Regions from separate parts of the Mus musculus genome. Here region 2 is linked to region 1. A link is a loop called in an ENCODE intact Hi-C map of the cell type or tissue named here. Cell type or tissue: left cerebral cortex. All regions are shown on one strand.

Region 1 (8,000 bases):
AACTGCCTTAGACATATCCCAAAGGTTCTGCTTTCATTTTCACTTGCTTTTGCAAACTAACATTTCCTCTCTAATTTCCTCAATGCTCATTCCAGAGTGTGTTATTGTTTCTATGCATTTGTATAGTTTCTATAGTTCTTGCAATCGATTTCTAGTTTGATTGCACTATTATCTAATAAGAGATATTATTTTGTGCAGTTGATAAGACTTTATGATGTTGAGTGTGGTCTATTTTATGGTCTATTTAATGTTTCATAGCTGCTAAGAAAAATGTATATTGTTTCTGTTGGATGGAATATCCTGAAGATACTGGTTAAGTCTATTTGATCTATGATGTATTTAACTGAGGTTTTATTTTTAGTTTGTGTTACCTATTTAGGATACTAGAACCACTCAATATCAGAAGCCATGCATCTATATCTACCTATCTATCTACCTGTCTATCAATCTACCTACCTGTCTATCTATCTATCTATCTATCTATCTATCTATCTATCTATCTATCTATCTATCTATCATCTCTTAAAAGCATCACCTGTCAATAAAAAGGCTGATGGCCAAGGAGTTGAGGCAAGAAAAAGGTGGGGCACTGGCAGGAAGAGAGAGAATTCTAGGAGATAGAGGTGCAAAAGGTCCAAGCAAGATGCTTGGAATACACAAAGGAAGCAGGTCGGAACTGAAGGAGAGGTAACTAACCATGTGGAAGACATAAAATAGTTTGAATGGGTTAAATACATTACAAGCCAGTCAGGGAATAAGCCAAAGCTTGTGGCCAAGGCATTTATTAATAAATAGTCTCGAGTCATCATTCTGGGAGCAGGGAATGGGAAAGAAAAATGGATTTTTACATATACACAATTGTTTAGTGTCTTCTTCATGCATTTTCTCCTTTATTAATATATAGAGGCCTTCATTTCTTTAATTTTGAAATCTACTTTATCCGATGTTAGAACGGCTATGCCAGCATGCTTTTGTTTCCCCTGGCTTGCTTTCCATCCTTCGACTTTGTCTGTTAGTGTCTTCATCACTGAGATGTGTTTCTTGCAGTCAACGGATAGTTGGATATAGTCTTTTAATTCTAGTTAGACACTCTGCATCGCTTTATTGGCAAGGTGGGGCCATTTATATTTAAGGGTACTAGTATGAGAGATGCATACTAACTACTGTAATTTTGTCCACTGTTTCTCTCATTGGTTGGATTACTGTTTGTTTTTTACTTTCTCCCCTATCAGTATCAGAGGTTCCCTGGATTACTGTGTAGATCATGATGGATTCCTTCTTAGTTTTAATTTGTTCAGCTATTCGTTTTATGAAATTCATTATTTTTTTTGTGATTTGTGACTGAGACTTCCCCTCTCCTCTGTATAACATTCTTTTAAGTATTTCTCCAGCCTTGGTCTGACCGTCATGTACGGTATTAGTCTATGCTTGACTTGAAATGCCTGTGAAATTTAAAAGATAGCTTTGTTAGCTACAGAAATCTTGATGGGCAATTATTTTCTTTCAGGGCTGAAATATACCATTCCATGCTTCCCTGGATTTGAGGATTGCTGATGGGGTCTGATCTTCTTCTGCCTTTATAAATGAGTTAATGTTTCTCATCAGAGCTTTAAATATTTACTTTGTATGTTCTTCTGAGACAGATTCTCATGTATCCCTGAATGTCCTTGTACTCACTATAGAGCTTACACTTCTGATCTTCCTGCCTTCTTCACCGCCCAAGTTCTGCAACTACACGTGTGCATGGTTATAACCAATGTTTGTTGTGCTAGAGGTTGAACTTGTGGCCTCAGTTCAACCAACTGAGCTATTCCAAGATATTTTTTTATATTGCTGACATGTTATATTGTAGAAACATATGTACTCACTTATAAGTGGATATTAGCTGTAAAGGATAATCATGCTACAATTCACAGACCCAGAGAGGCTAAGTAACAAGGGGGGCTTAGGTTGGGGAATGAAAGGTTCTTACTGGGAAGTTGAGGCATTAGAGTGACTTCTTTCCAGGTTCTCAAAAAACTGGAGACCAAATTAAGTGGTTAAGAGCACACAATGTTCTTGCAGAGAGCCCGAGTTTCAGTATTAGTACCCACATTGTTGGGCGACTCTTAACTACCTCCAGCTTCAGGGGCAGCTCATGCTTCTGGCCTCTCAGGAACCGCCGTGCCATACCTGTGCACTTACCCATACACATACCCAAAATTTACAACCTCTGAAAAATAAAGAGTTCAGAAAAAGAAAGATTGTATGTTCAGCATAAGGAGGGGGTGTCAGTTGAAGCGAGACTCTGGTGTTCCTATGCCTTATGATGCTGTGGAATGGGTACTGATTGTCTCCTGTCTCCCAGATCTGTCTTCACAGTGGCTGTTTTTCTTTTTTGTGCAGCAGGGATGTCTGCTGGTCAAGTTTTACTTTCTGTGGACTAGGCAGATTTTCTCACTCTGTCCCGACTCTCCACATCACACTGCTGGGATAACCCTTTTAGCTGAAGGGCGTCTCCTAAATGCAATGGGGTATGAACTGCAGCCTGGGACAGCTAGAGGCCCCAGCTTCATGCTTACAAGACCTCCTGAATACTAACCACCCTGCTGGAGGGATCCAGCTGTGGGTATCAGAAACACCCCTTGGAATGCCAGTATCCTTAAGCACTAACAGTAGTAACAGGTAGGTGACTCTAGAATTTGATCCACCCATGGGTCTCATAGCCACCTAATAATTTCTCCATGGTTTTCCCAGCCTGAGAACATTCTGTCACCTGCATCCTTTGGTTTGTTGGTGACTAGCTTTCCTGCTCTCTACACAGCATGTGTGGACCTCTCTTTGTCTTGGGATGCTAACAGGTTGAGGCTCTGTGGGCGCTCCCTGGTTTCAGGTCCCCAGGTAGCTGTTTTTAAAAATAGATTCTCCCTTCAGATTGCTTCTGGCTACTGGCCTCTGAGTCATACAGTGTGACAAGATAAGATTCTCTCTGCTGTTGAATTTTTCTGCTGGGGCAATTACTGCTGCGTCAAACCTGGATTTAAGGCTTACAAGGGTTGTGGGCTTGTTCTGGGTATAGGACTGCCTGCGTTTCATTTGGCTTACCTTTTGGAAGTGGATGGGAACTGTATGGCTGAGGCTGAGCTTGGTGCCTTCCCCACCTCTTCCCTTCCCTATTTTTTTTTCTGACCCCTTTGTTTCACTTGTGTAGATTTCTGAAGCTCTCTGAAGTTCTTTCCTTTCCTTTTTTAAAAAAAAAATTAATTTTTTTTTTTTTTGGCTTTTTCGAGATAGGATTTGCTGTGTATAGCCTTGGCTGTCCTGGAACTCATTCTGTAGACCACGCTGGCCTCGAACTCAGAAATTCGCCTGCCTCTGCCTCCCAAGTGCTGGGATCAAAGGCGTGCGCCACCACGCCCAGTTGCTCTTTCCTTTTTCACTTTGGGATATAATCCGTTTCTCGTTCAGACTTACTCTCTCCTTCCTAGGCTCATGGAGAAGCAGCCTCCAATCTCCCACTGTACCTGTAAATTCAGGTAGGGTTTCAGTATGCAGCTAAGCAGATCTATAAGCTACCCCAAAGCTCTCTGTTGGCCACCAGACCTTTTCTCTCCTTCAATGAGACAGTGTGCAGCTGGGGGCACGGGAGAGCTGGTTAAGAGCACACTTACAGTGGCTTCCAGTTTGGTTCTCAGCACTCATATGCAGCTCACAACCACTGTTAACTCCAGTCTCAGGCAGGGAATGCCATCCCTTCGTCTGACCCCTAGGGGCCTCAGCCACAAATGTGGTGTACATCCAGTAGATTGTCATGATTCTATCTCCTCTCTTGCTTTAGCATCTCAATACTAGCAGCCCGTGTCCTCCAATACCGAACTCCAGACTGTTTTGGCATGAGACCTGGTCGTTGAGCCTCTTTGCTGTTTTCACTGATTATTAGTTTTTGATAAGGTCTTGGTATCTATTTCTAGGCTGGCCTTAAATCCATTATCCTCCTGTTCAGTAGCACTGTGCGCCACCACGCGAATATTTAAGTTTTAAGTAGGGATTTGAAAGAGCGGTACAAGCCATTTGAATGAGGGGCTGCTCTTTTGCAGCCTTACCCACTAATCCGATGAGATAATGGGTAGCGATCCTTGTGGAACTTGTAAAGCAAGTTACAAGCGGTATAGTCTAGAAAGGCCTATCTGGTTAGAACACGTGCTCAAAGACAAGGCTGGATCTGGTGTTGCCCGATGTCCGCTACATCTCTCCGGGTTCAGAGTTGCCACTCTTTTGCCCGTCGCGTGAGGCGTCGGTTGTTGAACACGGACCAGCAGTTCTGAGAGTAGAGGCGGGCAAGGCCGGCTGACGGGAGAACCACGCGGAGCCAGCACACCGCCTGATCTGCAGTTGAAGAAACCGCTCTGGGGCTGGACGGAGGCGGAGCAGAAGCTCACACTGGACCAACAGAAGAGCCTTAAGATGCTAAGAGCGATCCTGGGGCGGGCCCCGGCGCGAGGCACTCTGGGATTTGTAGTTTACTTCCCGGACAGCTCCTCTCTATTTCGGCCGCCCGCCTTTTATTCCTCGCTCTATCCCGGCACGCCGACTACTTAGTCGCGGCACGTCCTCACGTACGACTACACTACCCAGAAATCTCTCCTTCGCGCTCCGGCAGGCGCAGGGTCTGCCTTGAACTACAGTTCCCAGAAGGCCACTGGAGAAGGGCTTCCCCCACTTTCCCGGGACCGCAATTCCCGGAGACTTGGTTTCGCGGCTTTTCTCTCTGTGTTGGGTCTCTCTTGGACCCGGATAGGTCTTGACTGGCCAGCAGGCCCACAGCGACAACGTGCTCCGTCGTGTCCAGTCGCAGGGTGTACTCTTTGGCCGGGCTTTCTGTCTCTTTAGCTACTTTTGCCGGACAGGCCGTCGCAGCTGGCCTGAGCAGTGACCTGGCGGGCCGCGCCTGCGCCCTGCCGCGTTTCCTGCCTGGCTGGTGGTGGCGGCCATTTTGTTCATCCTCCTCCTCCTCCTGCTCCTCCTGGTTGGAGCGCAGTGTCCGGAGCGGGCTGGGGGGAGCGGACCCGAGAGCGGGGTTCAGTACCTTTTCCTCTGTCCCCAGCCGGCGCCCGGAGCCCCCCTCCCCTTCCTTCCCGCCCCCTCCCCTCCCCAGCCCTGCCCTCCCCCTTGTCCCGGGATCACTCCGTCGCACCCACCATGATGGAAGACGACGGACAGCCCCGGACTCTGTGAGTACCCGAGACCCGGGGTGCCAGGCACCGAGTGGCCCGGGCACTGCGGGAAGCGGAGGGAGGAAGGGAGAGCAGGAGCCCGGGACTAGAAGCGGAGAGCCGGGCGTCGCGGTGGCGCGGCTGTGAAGTGCATTCCTCATCTGTCCCCCTTCCCAGAGAAGGAAGCCCTCCCTTCCCCCCCAAACACAGTCACTTCCTAGGGTCTAGGGCTTGTCTCGACTTTTTCCTCCCGACCCCTTCTTTTGCACACTCTTGCTTGGCTGGGCTTGTGCACGGCTGAGGCTGTCAGGCGCGGGAGAGCTACTGTTCCCCCTGTGCTTTGGGGGCTCCGGGCTGAGCCAGGAGCTGTGGGTCCCTACGGGGGCAGGGCTTGGCGGGGGTGGGACCACTACTGCATCCTTTGGCTTGAACGTTTAGCCTCAGTCCACGTCCTCAGCAGTCCACGTCCTCAGCCTCAGTCGCTCCGAGTCCTTCTCCCCAGTCTACCACTCTTTAACCAGAGGAGCCCCTTGTCTCTTTCTGCCCCACGTGCCCCACGCTGTCAGAAACACCCGCCTAGCGCCTGCTGCTTTTGAAGTGCCAAAGTGATTGCTTTTCGCCACCGTGCACCACCTCTGTCCCTTGGATAACGAAGTTTACTTTGAGCGCTTACTGCGCCAACCTGACAACCAGTTAAACTCCTTTCGCTCAGTTAGTGATGCCGCTTCCTAATCCGTTTGTGCGTCCGGACCATCGGAGTTGGATAAAAGGATGACTGCTCCCGCTATTTGTTACCTGTCTTTTGAGTGCTATTTTTCGCGGTATAGCTGTCGGGTTTCACCTGAAGCCCAATCTAATGAATGAATCGCATCTTCCAACCGCTTAATTGGCGTTTCCTACCCCCCTCCGCCGGCCCCCCCTCCCATGCAGAGTGATGACTCAGCGTCTGTATTCCTTTCCAAATAGTGTGGCACTCTTTTTTTTTTTTCCTTAGTCTGAGTAATTTCCAATTCATTGTTTAAAGTGAGCACCTTGGGTTTTCCCAGCCTCTCCAGGCCTACTACTCCTGCCTGGAGTAAATACATAGAGTCAGCCTACTGCTTTGTCTCTCTTGCCTCCCACTGCCTAGTATTGATTGGTATGATGGTCAGAGTCCACTTGGCTGGGTTAGCTGATGGGGAAAGTACTTTTTAGGGAATCGACGACGGTGGATAGACATTCAGGACCTCTGACTAGCTAGCTTCTCAGAGCTTCATGCGTAGCACAGAAAATATGTTCAGTAAAGAAGGTCCATATGTATATTCAGTGTTGATAACAGATATTTTTTGAGCATTGTTTATACTTTACATTTTTATTTCGCTTAACATCTGGCTTGGGAAACTTGAAAACATCTTTTTTTTTTTTTTTTTTTTTTTTTAAACTTGAAAACATCCTAAACATATTATACCCCCTGAATGAAAATCTTTCTGTGTGTGAGATCTTCCAGCATCTGGGAAAGCTAGCAAGTATCTGGGAAGGCCTAGCAAGTATATATTCAAGGAAGATGACAGTTACATTGTATCTAAAATACCTGAAATGTCATCATTGCATCATAATAGCTACTGGGTAATTGGTAAATTCTCAGGTCTCATTAACTGCATCTATTTGTTCCTTAGAAGAGGTTTCTTGTTTTTGTCTGTTACATAGTATTCCTTTTCTGTTTTTTTTTTTTTTTAATTCCTGTAATTTCTTTGCATCCACTCTATCATCTTCTTTAGACCAGAGCTAAATTTTAATATTTCATACATTTATCATCTCAGATCTCTTGTCTTTTTTTCTGAAAGACATTTCAGGTGTCTATGTTTGGTTACCTAAAACTGTGATGTATACACATGAGTGAATAAACATCTTAGCTCTGTTGTTCCTGTGTGTCAGTATGTGTTCATATACCTTCCTTTTCCCACTTTTCTCCATGGGAAGTTGAGGTGGTTTTGTTATGTTTTTAAGTATAAGGACTGTACAGCTTCCTAGGACTTAACCTTTCCTGCGCTTAGTTCACTCTGAAAAATAAGAGGTGCTCAAATTTTTTACAAATGTACTTTGGTTAAAATAGTGTTGTCTGGTTTTTAATTTTTTTGATTGATTTAAATTACAGGTATTGTCATACTTCCTGAAGTTTGTTTATATATATATATATATATATATATATATATATATATATACACACACACACACACACACACACACACATATATATATGTATACATACACATGTATATATTACATGTATATATATATGTAAACCTAATGTAAAGTCTTTACATCAAAGTAAATGTTTAATAGGATATGATTTTACTTATGAAGGGCCTATATTTTGCATTGTGATCTATGGATTAGGCTTCTCAAGTGGCTACTATGGTTTTAAATAATGTACTCTAAATAAAGCTTATCTTAACTTGTTTACTTTAAAATGCCTGTGTGTTACTAGTAAGGTTTTCTTCCTACAGACACACACAAGCTAAGACATATGGTTATCTTCAGAAAACAATATGGTGTTTATAGCCTAGGTAGGTTTTTAAATATTCATTATCTACAGTATTACTAATTTATTTGATGGTATTTAAAGTGGTATAGAATTGCCTTGATGTTGAGTCTGAAATCCTGTTTGTCATATAGATGCTTTAAAGGTCTGTTTTCTGGTGTTCTCATTCTTATTTGACATTTATTTGGGGTTATTAGTGATCTTAAAAACAAACCAATGAGATCATAGTACTTGAAATACTTGTGTTTGAAGTAGACCAGCCTTGTAGGATACACTTCATTCAACCT
Region 2 (8,000 bases), 210 kb before region 1:
TGGGATTAAAGGCATGTGCCACCACTGCCTAACCTAAGAATTCTGGGGAAAAGACTAACAGCCAGAGACTTCACTGCAGAACAGTATGTGCACTGCCAGCTCTTTGTGACTTCAGCCCATGGTGAATGTGCGGGTGTCAGGTGACCTTGCTACAAACAATAGATTGCTAACTCAAATCTCAAGGCAAGCCTGGAAGCCGCAAGGCTGAGTGCAGTGACTTCAGTAAACCACTGAGGACTCGGGTTCTTTCTGCCTTTCCCTCTGCCATTCCCTCATTGCTTCCCCAGCAGCACACTGGATAAACGCCCGACTGCTTCATTCACCATCTTGAGACAGATGCAAAAGTCCCTAACATCAAATCCTGACAAAGCAGCCTCAGGGGCACTGTGGGTTCCGGTATATCTTTTATTAGAGCAGGAAGCTTTTCCCACATCAGACCTTCTGTCAAACAGCTCCAGCCTAAACCAATTATGAGCTAGCGCAATGCAGCCACACGGATGAGTCACCCTGACCGTGGGCCCCTCATCGCAGAAAGCAATTACCCAGGAGAAGGACACAGATAACACAGATAAATGAACACTGCCAGGCTCCTGCTGGAGGCCAGGAGGTGTCTGCTCAGCGCCCGCCTCTAGATATTGACGTGCGTCAACGGGGAGCAGGGACAAGTGTGGGAAGAGGTTATTTCCTGGCGTGCACACCTCAGTATTGCTCCTTTTAACAATTTGTGTTGCATTTAAATATGGCTTATTCTTTCTAATGCTACTTACAATTAGGAATATCAATAATGCATGAATCAACACGAATCAACACATTATTAAGGAACTCAATGCAGAATAAGACCAAATCATTCCTGACCACATCCAGTCCTTCATGCCGCCCTCAGCAGCCGCTGGCTCTGATGCTGCAGTGAGGCTCTTGCATAAGCACCCGTGACTGAGCACACTTGGAGTCCTGTTTGCCGATTTAAGTGCTAATTGCTCTGCATCCTTTCCCAGACTTGACGCTTCTCAGCGGTTCCCCTCAGCTCCCCAGTGTGTGAGTCATGGCTTTAATTTGCATTTCCCTGATGATTAATGAGATGACGCACCTTCTCTGATGGATTTGACTTTATAAAATATCCTTGTACATAAAATCCTGTTACATTATTCTGTCCAGTTTTTTTTGTATTGTACATCCTTTTTAATGGGTTTAGAAGACATTTAAATGTGCTGCGAGATAACAGACCAAATCTTAACTATTAAAGATTTATTTTATGTGTGTTTTGCCTACATGTACCTGTGTGTACCATGTGTGTGCCTGCTGCCCTCAGAGCTCAAAAGGAGGTGTCAGATTCCCCGGAAGTGGACTTACTCATGGTTGTGAGCCACCATATGTATTCTAGGGTTGGAACCTGGGTCCTCTACAAGAGCTCTTAACTCTCCAGCCTCCCCTAATCTCTGAATTACCTTTCATTCTCTTCATAATGCCTTTTTAAAAAGTATTTATTTTATGCATGCGTTTCAATTGTGCATAACCAGAAATAACAAATAGTAAAAAATCGTAAAGTAAAAATCAAGTTAGTCCCTTTCCATTATGGTTAGCGTTGTTGTTTTGTACATGTATGTATCTTTGTGTGGTGAATACACAGCATAGCACATGTGCAGAGGTCAGAGGTCAACCTTAGATGTAGGCCTTTGTCTTCCATCCTGTTTGGGGCAGTGTCTGTATTGGTTACAGCAAGCTGGCCTACAGAGCTCTAGGATTCTCCTTTCTCCACGTCCAAGCTCTCCTTAAGAGCCCTGAGATTACACATTCAGGGCCTCGAACTCACAGAGATCCTCCTGCCCCTGGCTCAGAGTGCTGGGACTGAAGACACATGTCATGTCACCTCTTCTCTTCTCTTCTCTTCTCTTCTCTTCTCTTCTCTTCTCTTCTCTTCTCTTCTCTTCTCTTCTCTTCTCTTCTCTTCTCTTTGTGTGAGTGGGTGCTGGGACCAAACCCAGATCCTCTGCAGAGCCGTACATACTCTTAATCGCTGAGACATCCCTCCAGCCCAAAAATAACTATTTCCTGGTTGGGCATTATTCTTTATCAAGTGACTAATAAAATGTGATAGACAATCATACATTTGAAACAAAGAAAGATAAGGAAACTGCTTTTATAAATCCTGCTCATGACTCAGTTTGAAACACTATGCTGTCTTCTGAAATCTTTAATGTTTAACCTTTTACATTCAGATCAAGAGTCTTTCTCAGAATTATACACACACACACACGCGTGTGTGTGTGTGTGTGTGTGTGTGTGTGTGTGTGTAGTGGGTATCAAAAAGAAAAGTATAGTTAAGTATTATCATGTTTTATTTTAATTGATAATTACATTCAAAGTGCCTTACCAACTTGTGTTATTGCTAGCAATATATGAGTTTCCATTTTTAAAAGCAAATACCTGCTTTTATCTATTATAAAACTATCTAAATTTTGAATATGATTATTAAATAATGATTGTTTTTCTTTCCTACTTTTTTTTCTTCCTGTTGCCTATGAGTCTCTGGCTGAAGCTACATGAACTAGACACTAGTCTGGGAAGAACGGAAGACATGCAGCACTGAGTCTGTCCATTCCTGAAGCAGGAACTCAGCATCTTTCTCCTCTCCTTTACTTTAAGACAGGGTCTCACCATATTGCCTGGCTAGCTGGACTGGAACTCTCTATGTAGACCAGGCTGGCCAGGAAAAAAATGACTCCCATGTCATTATACAGTCAGATTGGTCATTCCTAAGAGACAAGAACATTACTTTCATATATTACTCTCATATCAAAATTATTGGCCTTGTTTTCCACCAAGAGGGTTTCAGTCCACTCTGCCTTATTTAACTGTACTCCACGTGTGAGCACACAAGGTCCTGAGAGGCCTATCCTAGTCTGTGACAACTGCCAGCATCTACTTCATTTTCTCCAAACAGCTAAAGCAGCTGATTCGAGAGTATTCTTAGCTTACTCATGTTTAATCTTCACGCTAAAAGTGGCTGTTTAATTATGAACAGTACATGGTTTTTATTCATGGAATTCCACATGTAAGGAAATTGTTCTTACTACATACTAAAGCCCACCTGTTTTTTGTAAATTTTCAGTTGTTCTTCAAAATGGGCACAGAAACAGTCAACCGTTTCCTTCTCACCTGCAAAGAAGCAATACAAAATCCATTTCTCCTTCCAGTGCTGAGACAGACGCGTGCCTACGCTATCATCTTTTTTTTTTTTTAAGATTTATTTATTTCATATATGTGAGTACATTGTAGCTGTCTTCACACACACCAGAAGAGGGCATCAGATCCCATTACAGATGGTTGTGAGCCACCATGTGGTTGCTGGGAATTGAACTGAGTCCTCTGAAAGAGCAGTCAGTGTTCTTAATCACTGAGCCACCTCTCCAGCCCCACCTACCCCATCTTTATTCTTACTTTCTTATTTATTTTTCAAGACAGGGTTTCTCTGTATTGCACTGGCTGCCCCAGGGCTCACCCTGTAGACCAGAGATCCGCTGGCCTCTGCCTCCTGAGTGCTAGATCAAGGGCATGCACTACTACTGCAGGGCCCATTCTTACTTTTTAATAATTCATTAACAGTTTAAATGTAAGATTGTCTAACCATCATTTTAAATTAAGATTTCTTTTTTCCAACTAGAATGAGCTAAAATATATCTGAAAGTACCAACTATGAAATTATAAATGCACACACAGGCACACACACATGCATACATGCGCATACACCCACACATACCCTACCTTTCAGTAAAGGTTTTATGTGAATTATAATAAAAAAATTAAAATGATGGTTTGATACTAAAGTTAAAATAGTCTAAGAAAATAACTCTTAAATGTTTAAAAAAAAAAAACCCTATCTCTCACTGATTTCCTGTGCACTAGTGTCTAGTTAATACACTCTCTGCTTCTACAGACACTGGCTACAGTCATTCTTTCCCAGGGTTAAATGTTCTAGAAGATAAACTTCAAAGCAAGCAGTTCAGACTCTGTGAAGTGAGGCGCTTTATCAGCCTGCTGAGAAACTGCAACATCCAGGAAAGGACCGGGTCCTGAGGCTACTTCCTCACAGTGGGAGGCATGGCTTTTGTTGTGTAGTTTTTAGTACAGGGATTGAACAGGGCTTCTAGCAGGCTGGTCAGGAAACCATACCTCAAAGTCATATCCCAGCCCTGAGAGTTATTGTTTTAAATGAGACAAATTCATACCTATCTGGCACCTGATCTTTTTTTAAGATTTATTTATTTATTACGTGTAAGTACACTGTAGCTGACTTCAGACACTCCAGAAAAGGGCATCAGATCTCGTTATGGATGGTTGTGAGTCACCATGTGGTGCTGGGATTTGAACTCATGACCTTTGGAAGAGCAGTCAGTGCTCTTACCCTCTGAGCCATCTCACCAGCCCTGGCACCTGATTTTTTAAAAATTCTCATCGAAATCTTCACTTGTAAACCAAATAGCTGGCGTGCTTACTTTTGTCTAGCCGAGGTCTTGGATTATAGCGATACCCAACCTGGCTCCAAAAGACCGGCACAGAGCCTCGAGTTTGGATAAATGACAGGGTATGATGATGAACATGGATTAACTGCTCAGTCTCCACATAATTCGCAACATTTCCATTTTTATCCACTCCTCTTCGTTTATACCGCATTCCTGAAAGAAAATTAAACAGAATGCAGTGACAGTTATTAAAAAAACATTCAGCGTGGCTTGGTACTGGAACACACACTTAATATTTCAATGTTCTGCAGGCTGCGGCAAGAGAATAGAAAGTTCGAGGCCAGCCTGGGCTACATAGCAAAACTCTCAACAAATCTGTCTGATTAGATTGTGCTTCTTAATTACCTATCTACAGGAAAACCTGGGAAGCCCACACACCGAGAGGTAAACAACAACAACAACAACATACCAAGACCACGGCTGTACCCAGCACTGCTAAGTTGAATCCTTTGAATGAAAGGTAACGGTTTTCCCAAAGGGGCTAGTTAGCACTCTGAAAGGATTTATCACTGTGACACAGGCTTTTAGTTGGAACACTGTCCTCAGACACATCCCAAGTGACTTCCTTATCGTCTATGTGCATGCAGCCTGCTCTGTTTGACTTGCTAAGTCTGCCCTGTTCCTCCACTGCAGAAATCCGTCTCTAATTGTATCCCAGCCTTTGGAGTTCCGAGCTAACAGTGCTTTCAAGGCCATGATTGTCATTTGCATTTCCACACATCTGCAGCTCCTCCACTCCTGCCTGCATTTCATTTGCATGCTCTTACTTACCTGCTCTGTGCCTACTTCTTCGAGATATAAGAGCCACTAGAAATCGTGGGTGAATGTCATCTACACAAGTGGAGTCCTGAGGGGGCGTCTCTGGGCTGCTCTTGTCATCATCCGAGGACTCATTGTAATTAACCACAAGTTCTTCAATCTGCACAAAACCCTGGATAATGGGGATGATCCAGAAGTCCACATCCGGAGTCTAGGATGGGAACAAACATCGTTGTTTATATTCTGCACAGCACTGCTACTTACTTAAATCCAAATGACTGAGCAGAGCCTCCAGTCAGCCTGCCACAAGCACAGGCCCTTTCTCAACCTCATGTTCTACTCACAGGACGGCAGGGGAGGACGAGGCCTTCCCTTTCCTTTACAATGACTTTCTCCTGACAGGGAACATGCCCGAGCACCAAGCTGTTCCACACAAACTCAAACTCCACCACCTGACAGAGTGCTCGCTTACCTATGTCTCGATGTCCTCTGTGGAATGGGACTACTGGGGCCTCCTAAGGCTGTATATAAGCATGTGTAAAGTAAAGTGCACTGCCTGCCAACAAGTAGTTAACCACGGAGCTCTGATAGCTGTTCCTTTAGATATAGGAAGGCAAAGCTTTAAAGCTGAGTTCCAAAGTTCACTTGCATTAGCCCATAACAAAATGCAATCTGTCCCGATCCATCCATTACAAAACAGTTCACTACTCAAAAATAATAAAGAAACCCACTTATTATGTAGCTGTGCCCGCCTGTCTGTGTCTGCACCATGCATATGGTGCTGCGAAGGCCAGAAGAGGGCGTCAGATCCCCAGAAACTGGGGTTACTGGGGATGGTGCTGAGAACCAAACCTAGACCCTCTCCAAGAGCACCGGATGCTTGTACCTGCTGAACCATCTCTCCAGCCCCCTTTTTCTTTGGGCAGAGCTTCACTCTGCAGCTCAGACAGGCTTGGAATGTTAGGTAGGGGCCTTGCCTCAGCCCCCAGGTACCGGCTGGCAGGTACATGCTACCTCCACCCCCACATACTGGGCGGCGGGCACACACTAGCATGCCCAGTTCTGTTGCTGTCATTTGTAGGGATGCCATGGAAGCATTCTGCAGCTGAGCTCTGCCTCAGCTCAGCTCCACTTCACAACCTGCTTTAGAGAAACACTTTCTTCACCAGCCTAAAATTCAAATAGTAAATGAACAGCAGAGAGGATTTCCATAAATGTCTCATTTTAAAATGTCATCTAACTAATTAGGAGAGCCCTATTCAGAGAGTCTTCTGTTCTTCTAAACGAAACACATTAAGAATTTAAAGCAGGCACTTGGAGGAGGAAACATGGTAGGAAGTTCAGTGTCATCTTTAGCTACGTATTAAGTTTGAAAATGGACTGGACTAGATCAGGTCCTGTTGCAAAAGCAGCAGAGTAAGACTGAGGAGAGGCTCCGTCTAAAGCACTTCTGTGTTAACGTCAAGCCAGGCATGGGACATGCGCTTTGTGACCTAGTGCTGGGGAGGTGGAGGGAGGTGGATCCCTGGGGCTCATTGCTTGCCTAGCCTAGCCTACTTGGTGAGCTCCAAGCCAGTGAGAGAACTTGTCTCTACATAAACCAGGCACCTGAGAAACGACATCTGAAGTCGCTTTCTGACATCCACAGACACACGCACACACTTTGCTCTGAGACAGGGTCTTCTTGTGTGGTCCAGATTGTCCTGTCTCAATTTCTGGAGTGTGGGATTATAGACGTGTGCTATCACACCCCTCTTCAACATCAGTTCCAAATCCACCTGTCCTCTGTGCTGTGCACTGTGGGTCCCACCTAGTCCTCTGTGCTGTGCACTATGGGTCCCACCCAGTCCTCTGTGCTGTGCACTATGGGTCCCACTCTGTCCTCTGTTCTCTGCACTGTTGGTCCTACTCATTTCCGGGCTTAGTTTCACTTGGTGTTTTCTCTGTAACTCAGACCTTCAGAAGGATGGCGATGGCAACAATGAGGTAAAGGCTTAGCCTACAGTCTTCATTTTACTACTATTCTCACTACTTATACTTTAGCTTTTCACAGTAATGTGAAAGTGTCTGACAAAGCTCACCAAACACTGGAATTCCACATTGTCATCATAAAAACAAATACTCATTATCAACGCCCTTACTTGTCTCCTGTCACTGAGTTTGAGGGTCACTTACTGCATGATCAGTATCAGAAAGCTAAGAACGCCCTATGCCTCAACCTCACAGTAGGTGTCTGGCTGAAAATGCACTAGTTAAGATTTCAGTAACTGCTATGAACCATCAGTAAAGGAGAAATGGGGAAAGAAAAATAGCTGAAAGGCTAAGGAAGCTAACAGATGACCCCATTCCGTTATTTTTGTCTCGTGTTCAGTGTCTAAAGCACACAGCAAACAGAGCCCTCAGCCATAATTCTCCAACATGCGTAATAGGACCTGATGGCTAATCTTCAGTCAACTTGACTGGACTCAGAATCACCTAGAATAAGAGTCAGACCTCTGGGTGCATCTTTGTGTCTGTTTCTAGAACTAACTGTAAAGAAAAGACGTACCCAGGTGGTATCATCCATCGTCTGAGGCCCAGACAGCATAAAGGGGGAAGTGAACATCCGTATCTCTGTCTCCCTACTGCCTGGCCCACCACGGCAAAACGCTTCCCCCCCCCCCCACCCACGATGATGTGTTGAAATCACCAGCCATAATAAAACTCTTCTCTGCTCAACCC

The links. Peaks named below come from ENCODE experiments on the same cell type or tissue, not always from the same donor. Only the 100,000 strongest peaks of a DNase experiment are listed, where the experiment ranks them.
Region 2: a loop joins it to region 1, with 2.6 times the contacts of the local background. A loop is called at or near these places in 14 of 42 quality-filtered maps.

What each region holds. Positions count from the first base shown.
Region 1 is chr7:128,458,335-128,466,334 of GRCm38, reverse strand. It overlaps Tial1 (Tia1 cytotoxic granule-associated RNA binding protein-like 1), which reads left to right and starts at 4,662. Exons shown (of 12, transcript NM_001347640.1): 1 at 4,662-5,210. The coding sequence starts at 5,179. Gm32816 (a long non-coding RNA gene) reads right to left here and starts at 4,615. Exons shown (of 4, transcript XR_378509.4): 1 at 4,083-4,615. In left cerebral cortex, a CTCF peak has its summit at 3,773; DNase peaks (open chromatin) are centred at 4,541, 4,900, 5,760 and 5,917; H3K4me3 peaks cover 2,323 bases; H3K27ac peaks cover 1,106 bases.
Region 2 is chr7:128,665,087-128,673,086 of GRCm38, reverse strand. Inpp5f (inositol polyphosphate-5-phosphatase F) reads right to left here. Exons shown (of 20, transcript NM_178641.5): 7 at 5,292-5,490; 8 at 4,494-4,673; 9 at 3,089-3,156. Among named protein-coding and RNA genes, the nearest start is that of Inpp5f, 58 kb to the right of the region's middle. In left cerebral cortex, CTCF peaks have their summits at 3,299 (motif pointing right) and 6,076 (motif pointing right); DNase peaks (open chromatin) are centred at 967, 5,347, 6,448, 6,604 and 1 more place; H3K4me3 peaks cover 232 bases; H3K27ac peaks cover 1,308 bases.